Regions from separate parts of the Mus musculus genome. Here region 2 is linked to region 1. Evidence: chromatin loops called from intact Hi-C (ENCODE). Cell type or tissue: left cerebral cortex. All regions are shown on one strand. Links, peaks and the distances in the headings refer to the core of each region. The heading gives the core; the rest is flanking DNA. Region 1 overlaps Csmd1 (CUB and Sushi multiple domains 1). Region 2 overlaps Csmd1 (CUB and Sushi multiple domains 1).

The links. Hi-C counts contacts between places; a loop is a spot of excess contacts. Peaks named below come from ENCODE experiments on the same cell type or tissue, not always from the same donor. Only the 100,000 strongest peaks of a DNase experiment are listed, where the experiment ranks them.
Region 2: it touches region 1 in a loop (3-fold over the local background); 2 of 42 quality-filtered maps call a loop at or near these places.

What each region holds. Positions count from the first base shown.
Region 1 is chr8:16,899,677-16,908,019 of GRCm38, reverse strand. All of the region lies in intron 3 of Csmd1 (CUB and Sushi multiple domains 1), which reads left to right. Among named protein-coding and RNA genes, the nearest start is that of Gm39136, 380 kb to the left of the region's middle. In left cerebral cortex, for the core only: no CTCF peak of the experiment used is centred there; DNase peaks (open chromatin) are centred at 2,564, 3,502, 3,986, 4,187 and 3 more places; H3K27ac peaks cover 3,746 bases.
Region 2 is chr8:17,049,120-17,057,462 of GRCm38, reverse strand. All of the region lies in intron 2 of Csmd1 (CUB and Sushi multiple domains 1), which reads left to right. Among named protein-coding and RNA genes, the nearest start is that of Gm39136, 230 kb to the left of the region's middle. In left cerebral cortex, for the core only: no CTCF peak of the experiment used is centred there; DNase peaks (open chromatin) are centred at 1,600 and 3,562; H3K27ac peaks cover 6,003 bases.

The DNA.
Region 1 (8,343 bases), core at 132-8,131:
GGAATGGTGCCACCCATATTCAGTGAGGGTCTTCCTTTCTCAGTTAAGCCCCTCTAGAAATACCCTCACAGCCAATCATCTGGGTGATGCTAAATCAGTCAAGGGGACAACAAAGATTAACTATCTCAGGGAATGAATATTTAACATTAATGTGTTTCAGAGTATCCCCATTTCCTATCTTAGTGACATGATTGATCTTAGCCTTGAGTAGTATGAGTAGACATGTAGACCCATCAGGCAAGTAGTAACATGCCCGTCTCAATGATGCTATGGGAGACTTAGTTTGTAAGCTACTACAAGAGTGTAACATAGCTTCAAAGTTCTGGAGAGAGTATATATGGGCAATTCGGTGCCCCAACACCTTGACTTAAACCCCAGGTGATCCAACTGTGTTCAGACAGCTGTACATATGTCCTTTAATTTTAAGGATATAGTATCTGGTATCTGTTAGCACCTGAGAGCCTTTTGTAATAGCCATGGCTTGTCCTCTTCACAGACTTACCTCTCCATTTGAACACTACCCACATAAAACAGAATGTAAGGCCAGGAAAATGGGCAAATTTAAGATTTAATAAGAATAAAGGTAGGCGTGTATGTCTTATTTGAACTCCTTGACACTGAAAAAACTATAATGGGAAATTCTGAATTTGCCTAGGTGTTTTATTTCTATGGTCTCCGTATCTGATGTCTAGATAGAGGCTGGACCACTCAGAATGCCATGAGGAAATTGGTGGCTTGAGAGTAGCTCAGAAGTTCCACCACTGCCCCGTTTCATCCAGGAGCAGATAGCCCCAAAATACGTTCCTAGGGATAAAATGAGGTCAGTAGAGATGCCCTAAACCAAGCTCACTCTGTTGACTGACTCCATGACCTTGGGCAGCTCTTTGCCTTGGTTTCTTTCAGGCAGTACTTTGAAGGAGCAAAACCATTGAAAGCTGCATTAAACTGCATTCATATGACATTCTCAGCCATCAACCTGGAGTGCAAAGTGAGCCTGAGTATTTACTCCCACTCCCTAACAGATCCCACAGTAACAGGACCTTGCAGCTTGCAAGGCCCACAGACTGAATTTCAGGTTCCAGCGACAGCCATATCCTTTGCTTGTAGATTTTCATGAGGATAAAAAAATACAGTCATGAATGCCCAGCTTTTCACATTTTGCTCCCTGTGATCTTGTAGTTTTTCTTGAAAAGGCAAAAGTAAAGTCAGCTTTGAGATGTCACTGATTTCTCTGGAAATAAGCATATACACAGAAACATGAGCTCCATTCCAGTATGAGGAGAGATTCTAGAAGTTTCCAGGTAGGAAGTACAATTAAGACTTCTAATGAGTTTGTGAGTGAAATTAAAGTTCATGAATTATATACATTCCCTCTCCATAGATTCCATTATGAATTCATCTAATCCTCATTCCTATGGAGAAGAAAGGAACTTCCTTCCCCGCATTAGTAAGCCTTAGGCATCATCTTTGTCTTAATCAAGGTCCTGCTTTTGAAGTGAAATTTAGCCATCCAGTGTGAATGACAACTCCAATGTCTCAGCACTACCTCTATGGGAATCTGTATTCTTGGCCTTTAAAAGAATCCAGTAACTGATATCTCCAACTCCAGTAGCTCCTGGAATAAAATAAAGTGGGCATTATGTCACTGATGGACCATACCTAGCCAGGAAGCAACAGTGCCAGAAGCCAAAGACTGATGCTAAGAAACATTTCATGCTACACAGGTGCTGGGATAGAAGACTTTTGTGTGACTTGCGGGGTTTGCAAATTGCCTTCCAGGGTTCTTTGGTTTTAATTCTTTCCCTAGTCCTGTGAGATGGAAGCAGTTGTATGCTATCTCACAGAACAGAGCTCGATGTAGAATCACCAAGTAAGGGGCTCACAGCCGTGAAGCCAGCACTGACAGCCCCAGGACCTGCTTCCAGAAACACTGGTTCTGGGGTTCATACTCTCCCCCAACAACAACACAGAACCTTTGAGAAGGGCCTTTCAGTCTTCTATCTTATCTACCTGTTCAAAGAAATATGAATTCAGTAAGTATGCTTGCAAGCAAATACATTCCAGCTTCATTTTCCTCCTTCATGTCTCATCTGAAGCCATTTGTGGACCACAGTGGCTTTGAATTAAGGCAGAGAAGAAGTGCTATTTGTGGGACACCAAATTGTCTCATAGTCACAAGAGCCACTGTCCCTAGGAACAGACAGCTCTCACCAAACAAGAATAACACACAAGTAAAACACAGGGCTGGAAAATCGAGCTGGGATTTGCAGGAGAACTAGACTATAAATTCGGGGGCAGCCTTAACAGCCTGCTGATTTCATTTATAGAACCAAGCAAAGCTAATCACATATGTGAACTTAATGTACTTTGCAACCTTATGAGGAATATCATTTGCCTATAGATTTTGGGGCTTGGGGACTTACCTCTTCAATTCACTGGAGCTAGACCAGAGGACCTCCTTTCCATGGGAGCTGGTAAAGGTGACTCAGCCCTCACGTGTAATTATAGTGCAGCAGCAGGCCTGCTTAAGGAACTGTACAGAACTTATTTCCATCAGCTCAGTTGGATCACCTTACAGGCAGGAAGGAACCACAAATAGATGGTGTTCCTGGTTAAAATAGCCCAGGACGCATGTTCCTATCTGAAATTACCAGGGTGTAGTGGGAAGCAGCAAGATGCTGTGCTCCACAGATCAGCACTGACACACCCCTCTCCAGAACCTTAATGAGACCAGCAGTAGCTAAGGCCTGGCTGTAGTACTGGGTAAGGAAAGTTCATTGCAATCATAGGTTACTAACCTGGGGATAGATTGGCACCCCTTCTCAGTGTTGCCTAAGACCATTAGAAAACACAGATACTTACAACTCATCACAATAGCAAAATTACAATTATGAAATAGCAACTAAGTAATCTTAGGTTTGGGTTTACCACAACATGAGGATCTGTATTAAATGGTCAGGGCATTAGGAGGGGTGTGAACCACTTATCTTGAGATTAGAGCAGCCAGAATTGGTTCATAAACTGGTATTTCCCAGTGGCTTGAGCTCCTCATCAGCACCACTAAAGAGAAGAGCCCTGTCCTAGAGATCCCTGTCCAGGAATTTGTCTCAATCTCCATCTTCGTGCAGAACTCACTTCCCCTACATCGCCCAGTCATCCAGAATTAGTAATTACATCTGGATAATTCCACTGATAAAGTTGGCTCAAGAATTACAGCAAAAAAAAAAAAAAAAAAAAATCTACCCCCGTCATTGGTTTGAGGTTTCATTTCAAATGGGTTTCACACACAGAATATAAAGGAAAAGGAAGCACGTGGCTTCAAAGTGTAACGTGATTATTTAAATAGGAACGGACTGCCATTTAATGGTGCAGCTTGTCAGCTGTGTAATGGAACTAGATTGGATACAAGCATGCTGAATTTTAACACAGCCATTTCTCGTCGGCATGGAAATATAAATGAAATGCAATCTATGGGGATAAAAAGAAAGTTCTCAGAACCCGTCATTTGTAAGACTGTATCTACACAACAGCAATAGTAACACCAGATATATCCCTCATACCAGCATCACTCAACGTACTTATGTAAGGGTTACATTGCAAGTGCAACAGGTCTAATTATAGGCATAAGAGACTGTGGTCTAATGAGGTGCAAAACCTTTGCCCAGGGTCTTATAATTAATTAAGTTAAAGAAGTTAAAGTCGAGCTCTGGAGACATGGAGACATAAAAATGTAGAGGTGTGTGTGTGTGTGTGTGTGTGTGTGTGTGTGTGTGTGTGTGTACAGAATTGTATGAGTGGATGTGTCTGGGTGCAAATGCATGCATGTGCATATTTATGTGGAAGGTAGAGGTTAACATAAGGTCTCCTTCCTCAGAAATCATCTGCCTTGCTTTATGTGGCAGGGTCTCTCTCTGCCCTGGGGTTTGCCACATATGCTAGACTGGCTGACTACTGAACCCTAGGCATCTGCCAGTCTCTGTGTTCTCAGAGCCATAAAAGCATATTGTCCCCAGTTTTATTTTCTAGTCTTCCTCCTGCCTTGCAGTATGTGAAACACGGTGGGCTCAGCATTGTCCTGGACAGGCTGTTTTCTTGTGTGCCTGTCCTGCATGTCTCTGAAAGCCCTGCCCATCCACACCCACCCTTACAGGCCACTTGTTCTACATTCAAATGCCCTCTCCTGCCTGCAGACTGACTTGTGCTTTGCTTAGCTCACTTAGTCCTTTTTGGCTTCTGCATACAGGAAGTGCTCTTACCCAGAGCCTAACATGTCCTTGACAGCAAACTAGACCAAAGCTGCACATGAGAAAAACCCCACATTAAGAGGTGGTGACACAGAAGTTCCCCTCTGACTGCCTGGCTATCATAAAGACCTTGGTCATGCTGAGCAGTGATGTGTCTAGATTCCAGGATTTCCTGGAAGAGAGATTTGTTTTAACAGAAAAAAGATCAGAGCAGAATGGCCATTAGATTTTCTGCAGGGCTTGAGTTTTGCTTGGTGAATAGGTACTGTCATGTTTTGGTTTATTTCCCAGGATTTTAATATACTTAAACTGTTATTCGTCGCGTTCTCACGACCGGCCAGGAAGAACACAACAACCAGAATCTTCTACGGCAAAGCTTTATTGCTTACATCTTTTTGGGGCCAGAGTGTAAGAAGCAAGAGAGAGAGAAAAACGAAACCCCTTCTATTTAAAAGAGAACAACAATTGCCTAGGACGCATCACTCCCTGATTGGCTGCAGCCCATGGCCGAGCTGACGTTCACGGGAAAAACAGAGTACAAGTAGTCGTAAATACCCTTGGCTCATGCGCAAATTATTTGTTTACCAACTTAGAACACAGGATGTCAGCGCCATCTTGTGACGGCGAATGTGGGGGCGGCTTCCCACAGTTCCCCCTTTTTCTTTTAATAAGAGCAAATAGGCCACCCATATTAATGAGAGTGGAGATAGAGGTCAAATCCCCAGTGTGTAGGTAAAGGAGCCATGTACAGGATTAGCTCTTAGGCTTACAGGCTTTTACCCAGAGCAACCCTGACCTGCTCCCGTGTCGTTTTGCCTGGGGGAAGGGAACTAGGACACTGAACCTTCATGAAAGATGACATGTCTCCCTAGAATAGGCTCATATATGCCGCAGAGCCTTTCCATTGCAGTGCTTAGCCTTGCAACTCTCTCGGGCTGCTGAAGCACACTCACTCTATCTCGTGCAATGAGACTAGCCTCGTGAGATATAAGAGCTGAGTGGCCAGCGACCTATTGCCTAAGCATAGATATATCAGGGGAAGCTCCATGTTCTAGTCCTGCAAGCGCCTGGGCAATAACCACCTTGTCTCTCTTAGTTTGGGCCTTAAGCTTACAGACCAATCAAAGAAGCAACACTAATCCACAGCAAAGTGTATCTCCAAATAATATTAATCCCACCCAATTTTTTAAAGAAAGAAAATGCTGAGGAGATCCAATTGGGTAATCCTTTGGTCAGCGACAGGTCCAAGCGCGTGGAGTTGACCTGAAGTCTCAATTCTCGAAGGATCTGTTCAAATTCAGCCATCCAATTCTGTAACATATACTGAAAAAGACTTTTTGACAAATTAGCTGTCCTAGTAAATTTAACATACTGAATGGAAATAACACACAATCCCGGAAACTTTTGTTCACATCCCTGCTGAGTTATTTGTCATAATACATCTAGTTGTTTCTGGACAAGATCTATGAGTTGATTAACCAGCATGAGACCTCTCTGTATCTTGACATTAGCTGAGGCCTGTTCATCTATGACTGTAGTCACTGAGGCTGACAAAGTGTTAATGGTGTCAGTCATCTGGACCTGTCCAGACAGAACCAAGGCTGTCTGAATTAAGGCCAAACCCAGTTCCCAGTTAGTGGTAAAAAAGCAGGAGAATACTTGAGCATTATACATCACCGTCATTGGGAGTGGAAATGTCGACATTATCCCCCAACGCTGCTCTCTCTTTATTATTGACGCCCTGGACATCACCAAGACGAGGGACATTAGTATTCCCTTGGTCAGTCTGGATTTTTCGGGTGAGTCTTTCCGGTACCCAAAATGGGTTGTCTTCATTCTGTGGGAAAACACAGATAGCTCCCCTGGATCTTATCAAGATAGGATCCGGGCCATACCATTTATTATCAAGGACATTTTTCCATTTAACCATCTCATTGGGCCTATCTGGCTCTGAACAATGACGTTCAGCCGCAGTATGGCCATGAGCATCAATATTTAAAAAATTGAGTGTAAAGAGTGCCAAAGACACCGACACTCTTGGTGCTCGGGGTACAGTCTCCTCAAAAGTTCCCCTCTTCTGTTTTATAAGATAGGCTTTGAGGGTGCGATGCGCACGCTCAACAATACCCTGTCCTTGAGGGTTGTACGGAAGTCCAGTCAGGTGGGTTACGTCCATCTGACGGCAGAACTGCTGAAATTTTTGAGACGTGTAAGCTGGTCCATTATCAGTCTTAAGGAGTCTGGGTTTCCCCCAAGCACTCCATGCCTCAAGACAATGTTGAATCACATGTGAGGCTTTTTCTCCGGTTAACGGAGAAGCAAACATGATGCCAGAACATGTGTCAATAGACACATGGAGATATTGAAGTTTTCCAAAGGAAGAAACATGTGTAACATCCATTTGCCAGACCTGTAGAGGTCGAATACCGCGTGGGTTAATTCCCACATGAGGAACTGGCAAGAACTCACAGCAGCTTTGACATTGAGTAACAATGTCACGGGCTTCTTTTCTTGTCAAGGAGAAACGACTGCGTAATGTTTCAGCCGTCACATGAAAATTATTATGAAAATTTCTTGCAGCCTCTACCGGGGATGATAGGGCAGCAGCCACCACTTTAGTGGCCTTATCTGCCAAATCATTTCCCAGAGCCATGGGGCCAGGTAGGCCTGAATGGGCTCTAACATGAGTAATATAAACAGGAGATCTTCTAGATAACAAAACTAATTGTATCTGCTGAAAAATATTGGCAACTCTACTGGAAGGCTTAATCACTCCAGCCACTTCTAAAAGATTTACTGCATTTACCACATAACAGGAATCTGACACAATATTAAGGGGTTCTAAAAAGGTTTTTAAAACTTCTAAGACCACTAAACATTCTACCACTTGAGGTGAATTTTCATTATATTGTTTGGATACCACTTTACCATTAGCCACATAGGCACCTATGCCAGTTTTTGATCCATCAGTATATACCACAATCCCATTTTTAAGTGGGTTTCTTACTGTTATTTGTGGAAACACAACAGATTGATTTTGGGCAAACTGTAAGATTGGATGTTTTGGATAATGGTTATCTATTTTTCCTGAAAAGGAGGTAACTAAAACTGCCCAATCATTAGATGTGGCTGCCAAGGTTTGAACCTGTGCAGCGGTATAAGGTACAATTAAAAGATATGGACTTTGCCCAAAGTGGGTGATTGCTGCTTTTAGGCCTTTAAGGGCAAGCTGTGCAATTGCATCAGGATACCAATCTATTATTTTAGCTGGGGATACGTTTGGATGGATCCACAACAATGGCCCATTCTGCCACAAAACTGCAGTTGGCAATTGTGCTGTCTTAAAGACACACAAACTGAAAGGCTGCGAATCCTCAATACGTTGTAATTGTGCATTCTGTAAGGCCTTTTCTACCTTTTGTAAGGCCTGGTTAGCAGCTAGAGTAAGAGTCCTAGGGGAGGAGATATGAGGATCTCCTTCTAAAATACTAAACAAAGGCCTTAACTCAGCGGAAGGAATCTTTAAAAAAGGTCTGAGCCAATTAATATCTCCCAACAGCTTTTGAAAATCATTTAAGGTATGGAGGTGATCTCTTCTTATCTCTACCTTTTGGGGCACAATCTTATCTGGGGACACCACAGAGCCCAAGAATTGTCCTGTATCAGAAATTTGGACCTTTTCTGTGGCTATCTGTAGACCCCACTGACTTAAAGTTTTAAGTAGAAAAGGATATGCCTTTTGTAGCATGGTAAGGTCTTTATGGCACAGGAGGATGTCATCCATGTAAAGGAGCAAAATTAAAGAGGGGAATTGTTTCCTCACTGGCAAAAGAGCTTCTTGTACATAAAGTTGACACATAGTAGGACTATTGGACATTCCCTGTGGTAAGACCTTCCATTGATACCTCTTATCAGGTTCCATGTGATTAATAGAGGGGATGGTAAAGGCAAATCTGGGCCTATCCCTTGGACACAAAGGTATAGAAAAGAAACAATCTTTAATATCTATAATGATTAAATTCCAGCCACGTGGTAAGGCGGAAAGTACAGGGAGACCCCTCTGTACTGGGCCAAATAAGTTCATTTGCTCATTAATGGC
Region 2 (8,343 bases), core at 126-8,125, 150 kb before region 1:
CTGCAATGTTTTCATGATGTTTACAATCATGATGATATGACTTAGGACAAAATCCCATAGGGTTGTGGAGATGGCTATGAAATTAAAGGCATTCAATATGCTTGCAGAGGACCAGAGGTCAGTTCCTAGTCCCAGAATGGACAGCTTCAGCTGTAACTCCCTCTCTAGGGGATCTAATGTCTTTTTCTGGCTTTCAGAGGCTCCTGCAGTCATATGCACATATGTGCACATGCATATGTACATGTGTTATTGTTTATTCTTCTGTTATTCTTTAAATTTTATTGGGCATTCATTGGGTGACATATTGGCAGATAAGTGACCTTTTATATGAATGCATATGTTTCTGTGTGTGGTTGTATAGTTGCTAGTCACTTCCTTGTTTAATGTAATAATTTCATTCATTCTTTGAATTCTTCATACATGGGTGAAAGGCACTTTGCTTATATTCACACACACCCTTCCCCCTGACTCTTTCCAGGCATCCTAATCCCTCACCACCTTCCAATTTTGCATCCATTTTATAAATGTAACCAACTGAGTCCAATTTCTTCTATCCATGTACTCACGTTTGTATGGCATCCATTGGAGTGTCAACCACCCAGCAGCTGCACAGGTAAATAAAACTGCCTGAATTTCCCTCCATTGGAAACTACCAACTACCAATAGCTCCTGGGCTATGAACAAATGGTGGGGAACCTCTGCAATACTGGGATGTGGCCTGACTTGATTGTGTGTAGGCAGCCATAGATGCTAAGTCCTATCCTGTCACATCCAGAGACATTCAAGCCCTCCCAACCTTCAGCTCTTACAGTTTCCCTACCCCTCGTGTTCTTACTAATATTTAGTTTGTATTTCTCATGAGGTACATTGTTGAAATCATGGGTAACTTGAGTATCAATTTTTTTTCTCTTCATAGATCCCTTAAATAGCTTTCACATTAGGTCATATGACCAGTTCCCTGAGGTTTATGCTAAATATACCAAGCTGTCTTATTGCTTGGTGTTTATTCTCTGATGGATGGGAATGGCTAGGTAGAACCTGGTGAGCCAGGTTCCTTTGTGTGTGTCACATACTTGTTTAGAGAGGGCCCCATTTGTATCTCAGGCTAGGTTTGCACTCATAATCTTCATTCCTCAGCCTCCTGAGTGTGGGACATCAAAACAAATTAGACTTCACCACTGTTGGGATGATGACCTGGGATATAAAGCTGTATTTCGAGCCAAGTGTCCTGCTTAGTAAGGATGGACAATACCTTCTAGATCCATGAATGATTTGCCAGCAGTTACCCCATTAGAGCATAACATACCCAGCAATCACCAAAAACCCTGTAAGCTACACCTATGAATTATACTTTCACCCCCTGGTAGGATTTGTTTACAGTCATTGCTGTCAAAAACTGCCAAAATAAGTCACCTGAATATAGTTGTTAAGACAAGTCACCCATAAGAAGTAATTTGTTCCAAATTGCAAATGAGATACTTGAGATGGTGGATGGTGTCTGAGGCGTGAGAGCCTGAAATGAAAGATTGCCTGCAAGAGAAGGGAGGGGCATGAGCTGCATCTAAGGAGCAGCTTGAACATGCATGCTTGTCTTGAGTGTCAGCCACCAGCCAGGAGCAGAGATGAGGTGGAATTGTGAAGTATGTCGGGAAAGAGTGAGGCCTGGGGAGCCACAGTGCAAGGAAAACTCCTGTCGATAGAGCGTGGAAACAGATGAGAAGCTGTAAGAAATGATATTCAAGGCCCTCCCCTGGCTTCTGTGAGACTATTTAGAAGTGTCTCTTAGTTCATCTTAGTAACAAATAAAGGATCTCATGGACTGTGGGAAGCCACATGTGCCATTGCAGGGTGGCACTGGCTTCCACTGGCCACCACACATACATAGGCAGTAAAGATTTTTTTTGCCAAGATGAGGTTTTGAGAACTAACCAAAATTAACCAATCAGATGAGAGAGAAGTTAACCAATCAGATGTAGGCATGCAAATGAGGTGGTAAGCATAACCCAAGCACAACCAATCCGGGTGTGAGACACGCCTCTCCTAGGCCTATATAAGCAGCACCAGTTCTGGGTTTGGGGTCACTTCGCCTCTGCAATCAAGCTCTCCCAATAAACATGTGCAGAAGGATCCTGTTGCAGCGTCATTCTTGCTGGCCAGTCGGGTACGCGCAAGAATGGACTGCAGAATGAAAAAACAAAACAACCCCCCCCACACACACAAAACAAACCAAGAAACAATGAACAAATGAACTATACAACCAGTAACTATGATATCCTGAATTTCTACACTTGCAGTCCCTGTGAGTCCTGCTGAGGTTCAGTAGAGGCTTTGATCTGTGCCATTAGAAGCCCCTCCTCCAAACCCGACTGCTTGACATGTAGCATGTATTTGACAAGGAACCCAAGTCATTGAGATATTCACCAACAGTCACCATGAAGCTCTAACCACAGCCTCGGGGCCTGGTTCTTTTTATGCATGCTATGTCCATAGTCTACTGCTCACTCTCCTGATTTCTAGTCTCTCATTATCTAGAATGTTCTCCAGCCATGCCTGTGGTTTCTGTCACTATGTAACAGCTCTAAGAGCATAGAGCTTACAACTGTGTCTCTGAACCTTGTTCATAGCAGAGCCAGCACTGGTTTCTAGGTTATATCACATGTTCAATAAACATATTTAATCATAATTCTGAATGAAGGAGGGATTAGCATTCTGCTTACTTCTGTTTGGTTCGTGATCAGGAAATCTGGTTTTGAGATCACTAGTGTCATGCTCCAGATTTCTTGAATACATATTTAGTCTGTTTTTCTCCTCTAATGTACACAGCTTTGCACTTATCTACCAGCTTTATACAGTAAGGTGGTTCAAAGTCCCTATTCTGTTTCTGCCTCTACTAATGATATCCTTAAGGAAAAATTAAGTTTAGCTAACTAAAAAATTTAGTTAGCACTACCTATTGAATTCTTTCCTGACCTTCCCACACAGCAGACATTTCTCCCACAGAGCTAGCAGTCCTCACAGGAACTCTGTATAGCCTCTCACAAACATAGACAAACCACTGCTCTCATACCTACTTTAATTTTGTGAACTAGGTCTGTCATTACAGGACAGTGCTTGCTCCTGACAGTGGAGTCCATATTGTTTCTATTTCTGTCTCTTCCCTCTCGTTCACAAAGTTTCCCGCTGAATGCTCACCTGGCTGCCCAGCTCTCTATCACTTACAAGGTGGGAGTCAGGATTTAGAAAACAGGTACAGATGCAGCCACAGTGGGAAGCAGACACAGGAAAGGAGGGAAGGAGAGGCAGAGGTCCTCCAACCATGTTAGGGTAGTGTCACCAACAGAAAAACCACATGGGCTATGGCAGGGAGGATGACATGTAGGGGGTCAGGAAAGGGGACATTTTGGACAACAATGAAAAGAGGAATGACTGTACTGCACGTCTCCCTGATGGGCACAGTTCCCAGGTGCTTTACATATGCTTTGGAGGTTGAGATGCTAAGTAAAGAAATGGGTGTTGATGAAATCATTTACTAAGATAGGGATGTGGGAGGGAAAATCGTACAAGGCACAATTATGTAAAACAGCCCGAACATAGCTGCAGAGAAACTTCTGTTGCCATTGCTTTTTCTGCCCCACCCTGGTGAGGAGATCTCTGTCATCCTGTTCTCTCTACTTCTCTCTCCCTACGCCTCTGTCTTCCTTTGCCTATACCTCCCTCATGTTGAGTCTCTGCATGGTTCATATAGACTGTTCTGTGATGGAGTCTATTGCCAGCAATGCATATGGATTAGCTGTATTATGGGAAGGCTGGGTAATTAGCTGTGTCCATCTTCCAGACACTGCGAGACTCAACCCTGACAGAAGACTTCAGGAACAGCTTGCGTTGTGTTCACAATGGTGGCTCTTATGAAAAACGTGATCAGTGCAAACTGAGAAGCACTCCGAATGTGTGCATGAGTCTTTTAAAGATGTACAAAGTCTTATGAAGAGACAGAATTGTTTAAGCGGAACGAAAGGTGGGAGAGATTTAAAGTCAGTCAGATGCTTGCTTAGTAGAGGCATTTCCTCTCCCTGACAACACATTCCTGAACGAATGTCCTTTTAATAATTATAATCCTCCGACAACAAAACATGCTTTCTTAATTGACTTTAGATAATGAGGGAATCACATGCTTATATGTGCCTGGTCTACATTTCAAATCTTTGCAAACTTACAAATGATTTTCCTCAGCTTGCAGCATTGCTTTATTTTCTTCTTTGAAAGACTCCTGTAGCCAGGAATAGTGGCACAAATTTGTCACCCCGAGGACACAGAAATGACCATGTGCTTAATTTAAGGTCATCTTCAGCTACATAGTTTTTGTTGAAGGCTAGCCTTGGCTACATGAGGCATTGTCTCAAGTACAGGAATGAAAATAAAAGAGAAAAACCTGGAAAATTCAATGTGCTTCAGACTAGGCTTCTAGGATTCTTATTTCAGTAAACAATATAAGCTACTCCATGAACACAATCCACTGACTAGCAGCCTTGCTCAGCTCAGGGTCAGGAGGGATTTGGAGTATGTGCACAGGTGCAAGCTTACTAGCTAAATTAGAAAACGAAAGGGGTAAAGTGGAAGGAACTCCCAACCAACACTGTCCAGGGATCGGCTTCCACGTTCCACCTTTCTCTGTCAATGAGAACATCAGAGACCCTTCAATGAGTTCATCAGAATGCCATTCATAACGTACTTCTGAAGTGAGACTGATAAAGAATGAGCTTCTTCAAAGTCAAGGAACAAATGTGACCTGTTATGTTTAGAACGGCAACAGTGCGTGTGGGTAGAAGAACCCAGCCTAGAAGAAGCTGGAATGTCAGATATCATAAATGGTCAGCACTTACGTGATTACAATGCTATGAATAGAACTATCTGCAGGCCTGAACATGTTATGTGTGTGATTTAGTGGGCATAATTGCATATGCATATTGCACGCAGTGTGATAATACAGTACGTAAATACAATGTAAGGGCAGTGATCAGAATAAGGTAATTAACATGTCAATCATCAAACGTTCTCTTATCATTCTTTGGATGATAGGATACAAAATGGGGCTTATTAGCTATTTTGAAATACACAAGGAATTATAATCAGACTTATTTACACCACTTTCCTATTACATCTCAGCTGGTTTTCTTTTTGGCCCGGTGTACACATTAGCAGTTAACTATCCTCCTCTCCTATGGCCTCCTGGCTTCCAGATCTGACCATTCTCTCACCTTTTATGAAATCAACACTTCTATGTTACAGATGCATTAGAGCATGGTTCGTTTGTATTTTTGCATCTGGTGTATTTAACCAAACATGACATAAGGCCAGTTTTATCCATTTTACTGCAGACAATAGGACCCTTTCTCAGAGCTGAATAATATCTCATTATATAGATATATCACATTTTCTATATGCATTCTTTCAAGGACAGAAACTGTGGCAGCTGATAATAGTGCTTCTGTAAATGTGGGTATATGCACGTCCTCCAACGTATTGACATTCTTTGTTTTGCATACCTTCCCAGCAGTGATCTTATAGCATTTCATCATAGTGCTGTTATAGCATTCCATGGTAGTTCTGCCTCTAATTTTAGGGGTGACATTCACATAGCTTTCTCTCATGGCACAGTGATTTGTATTCCAAGCAGAGTATAGCACGGGTCCCCTTTCACTCTTGGTGTTTGCTGAATCTAGTCACTGCTCATATCCATTCTTACTATGATAGTGTGAGCACCAATGTGTTTTGTGTCAACTGACACGTCCTTGATGGTTAGTAATCCGCCACTTCCCAATCAGTTCTCTTTGAAAACTAGTCCTTCCTTTGGAGATATCTTCTTAGAAGTCTGAGTGCCTTAAAAATGGCTGATATTCCTAAGAAGTACTTATTCTTCTGATAATTAGTTAATGGGAAATATTTCTAAAGTGGCTTTTCTCACCTAGATAAGGGGATGCAGAGTGACTGAAAGCAGAAGAGAACCCTGATAGGGTATCTTTGATGCATTCTTGTTTGGCCCTTGAAAGAGAACAATCCTTGTGTCTGTTGATTTGATGGTTAATATTATATATAACTATGCCTGAAAAGCTATATCTACCATCCAGTGCCAAGCCTTTCCTCTGGGCACTTTAATAAAAATAAAAAGGAATATGTGACTAAAAATTGACAAGGAGTCACATCCTCAATGTCACGGCTGACTGTGAAGTGTCTTCTTGCCAGAGACAATAGTATTTGGTAGGTGTTGAGGGCTTTAGAAAATGTGAACCATCTGGATGGAGATTAATGGACTATACTCTAGAAAGGCAGACACTGGCTCAGGCCCCTGCTTAGTCCACTTGCTGCTGCCTACCTGCCATAATGTCAAGCTACCTTGCTCCATGACAATTGCCTCCCATGATACAATGTTCTACCTCGGTCCCAGAAATGACAGAGCCAAGGGATCATGATTTTGAAACCCTTGACAATCTAGGTCAAGCTATGTCTTTCTGCTTTTGAATTGTTTTACAGGTACTATGTGACTGAGATACAAGCATGGCACATGTTGAGGTGACAGGATGGCAGAGAATGGCAGGTGCAGACAGAGTGCATAGGGAGGGTGAGAGTCCCTAGCATGATTCACCTAAGGAGTGTGGGGTGTTAGGTATCCTCCCAGAACAGAGCTATGTGTCTAGTTTGTAATTTTATAGTCTTCCCCCTACAGGGACTTTTTCATAGTATATTGTTTTCCTGTTCTAGTTTTCTTTGTAATATCAGCAGAGAATTGTTTTCATGTCCATGACTGAGGAATTGAGGAATAAACTGATTATTGTTAGCTTATATTTTTTATCTTTACATTGGAATCTTAGAAACATAGGATTATTTTTCCTGTGATTTACATGACTTCCTTTAATTTCTTGACTCATGAAATCACATATAACCTCTAAACCAGATTTCTGAATCTTAAAATGGAAGACTCGGTTTTGATGCCCTTTACAATAAGAGCATTTTCTCACACAAGAGATCACGGGAGATAGTAAAAGCCAGACGTCCTGATACAGTAATCCTGCCTCCTTCAAGTGAGCTTAGACAAGTCTGAGGCATCATGGGAGAATGGATGATTTTCTGTTGGCAGAGTCTTGACTTTCAGTTGTTATCCTGTTTACTTGTCTCAGAGCAAAGGATTTGGATCCGCACCTCTCCAAGGCAAGTTTGGATTTTAGATTTACAGGTTGCACCTCCTGTCTCTATGTACTGTATTCCTATTCATCCCTCTAGGTCCAGATCAAACACTGTCAATGTGGGATTCCTTTTTCAAGTCATTCAAGGAGGTCACAAGGTTCTTTTCTTTCCTCTATGTGTGTATTCCTATGTTATATGTGTATATGCATATGTGTACTTACTCATGCATGTCTGCACAGGCAGGACATGAAGTTGACGTTCTATTTATTCCTTCATCCCTATCCACATTGTATGTGAGCCAGAGTCTTTTACAAAACTCAACTTCCTGGTCAGTGAACTGCAGATATTTGCCTATGTCTTCCCCCACTAGTGTAACAGTTTCTTCATGTAGGTTAATACACAGCCACTGTGCTGGTAAGATTCATGCCAACTTGACACAAGCTCCTTAGGAAGAGGAAACCTCATTTGAGAAAATGCCCCTACCAAATTGGCCTTGTGTGTGAGCAAGCCCCTGTTGCATTTTCTTGATTGATGATTGATGGAAGAGATAACAGCTAACTGTATACAATGCCAACCCTGGAAAGGGGGTCCTGGGTACTATAAGAAAACAGGATTGCTTAGTCCTGCAGTGACTTGAGGTGGCAAGATGGGCTGGTTCCTTCTCAGAGGTTAAAAAGAGGGGGGGTAGGAGAGGACCAGTGTGAGATGGAGGTACTGGGAGGACCGTGGGAGGCTGTGGTAAAATGAACAGATAAACAAATTAATGGAGAAAAATTCAAACTGAAAAGAAGAAAGAAACCAGAGTGAGCAAGCCTTGAGGAAAAAAAAAAAAAAGCCAGTAAACAGTTCTCCTCCATGGCTTCTGCTTCAATTACTACCTCCAAATTCCTTCTTGAGTTCCTGCCCTGACTTCAGTTAGTGATGGACTCTATCAGATTAAATAAGCCTTTTCCTCCCCAAGTTTCTGTTGGTCAGGATGTTTTTATCCCAGTAATAGAAACCCAAAAAAGGACAGCTCTTTGTGTGAGTGTTAGGAATCTGAACTCAGGTCTCCCTGCATACACAGCAGGTTCTTTATCTACTGAGTCATTTCCTCCCCCCCAGAATTTTTCTTACCTCTTAATTTTTATGTCATTTTACATATATCACTATACCTGTAATTAT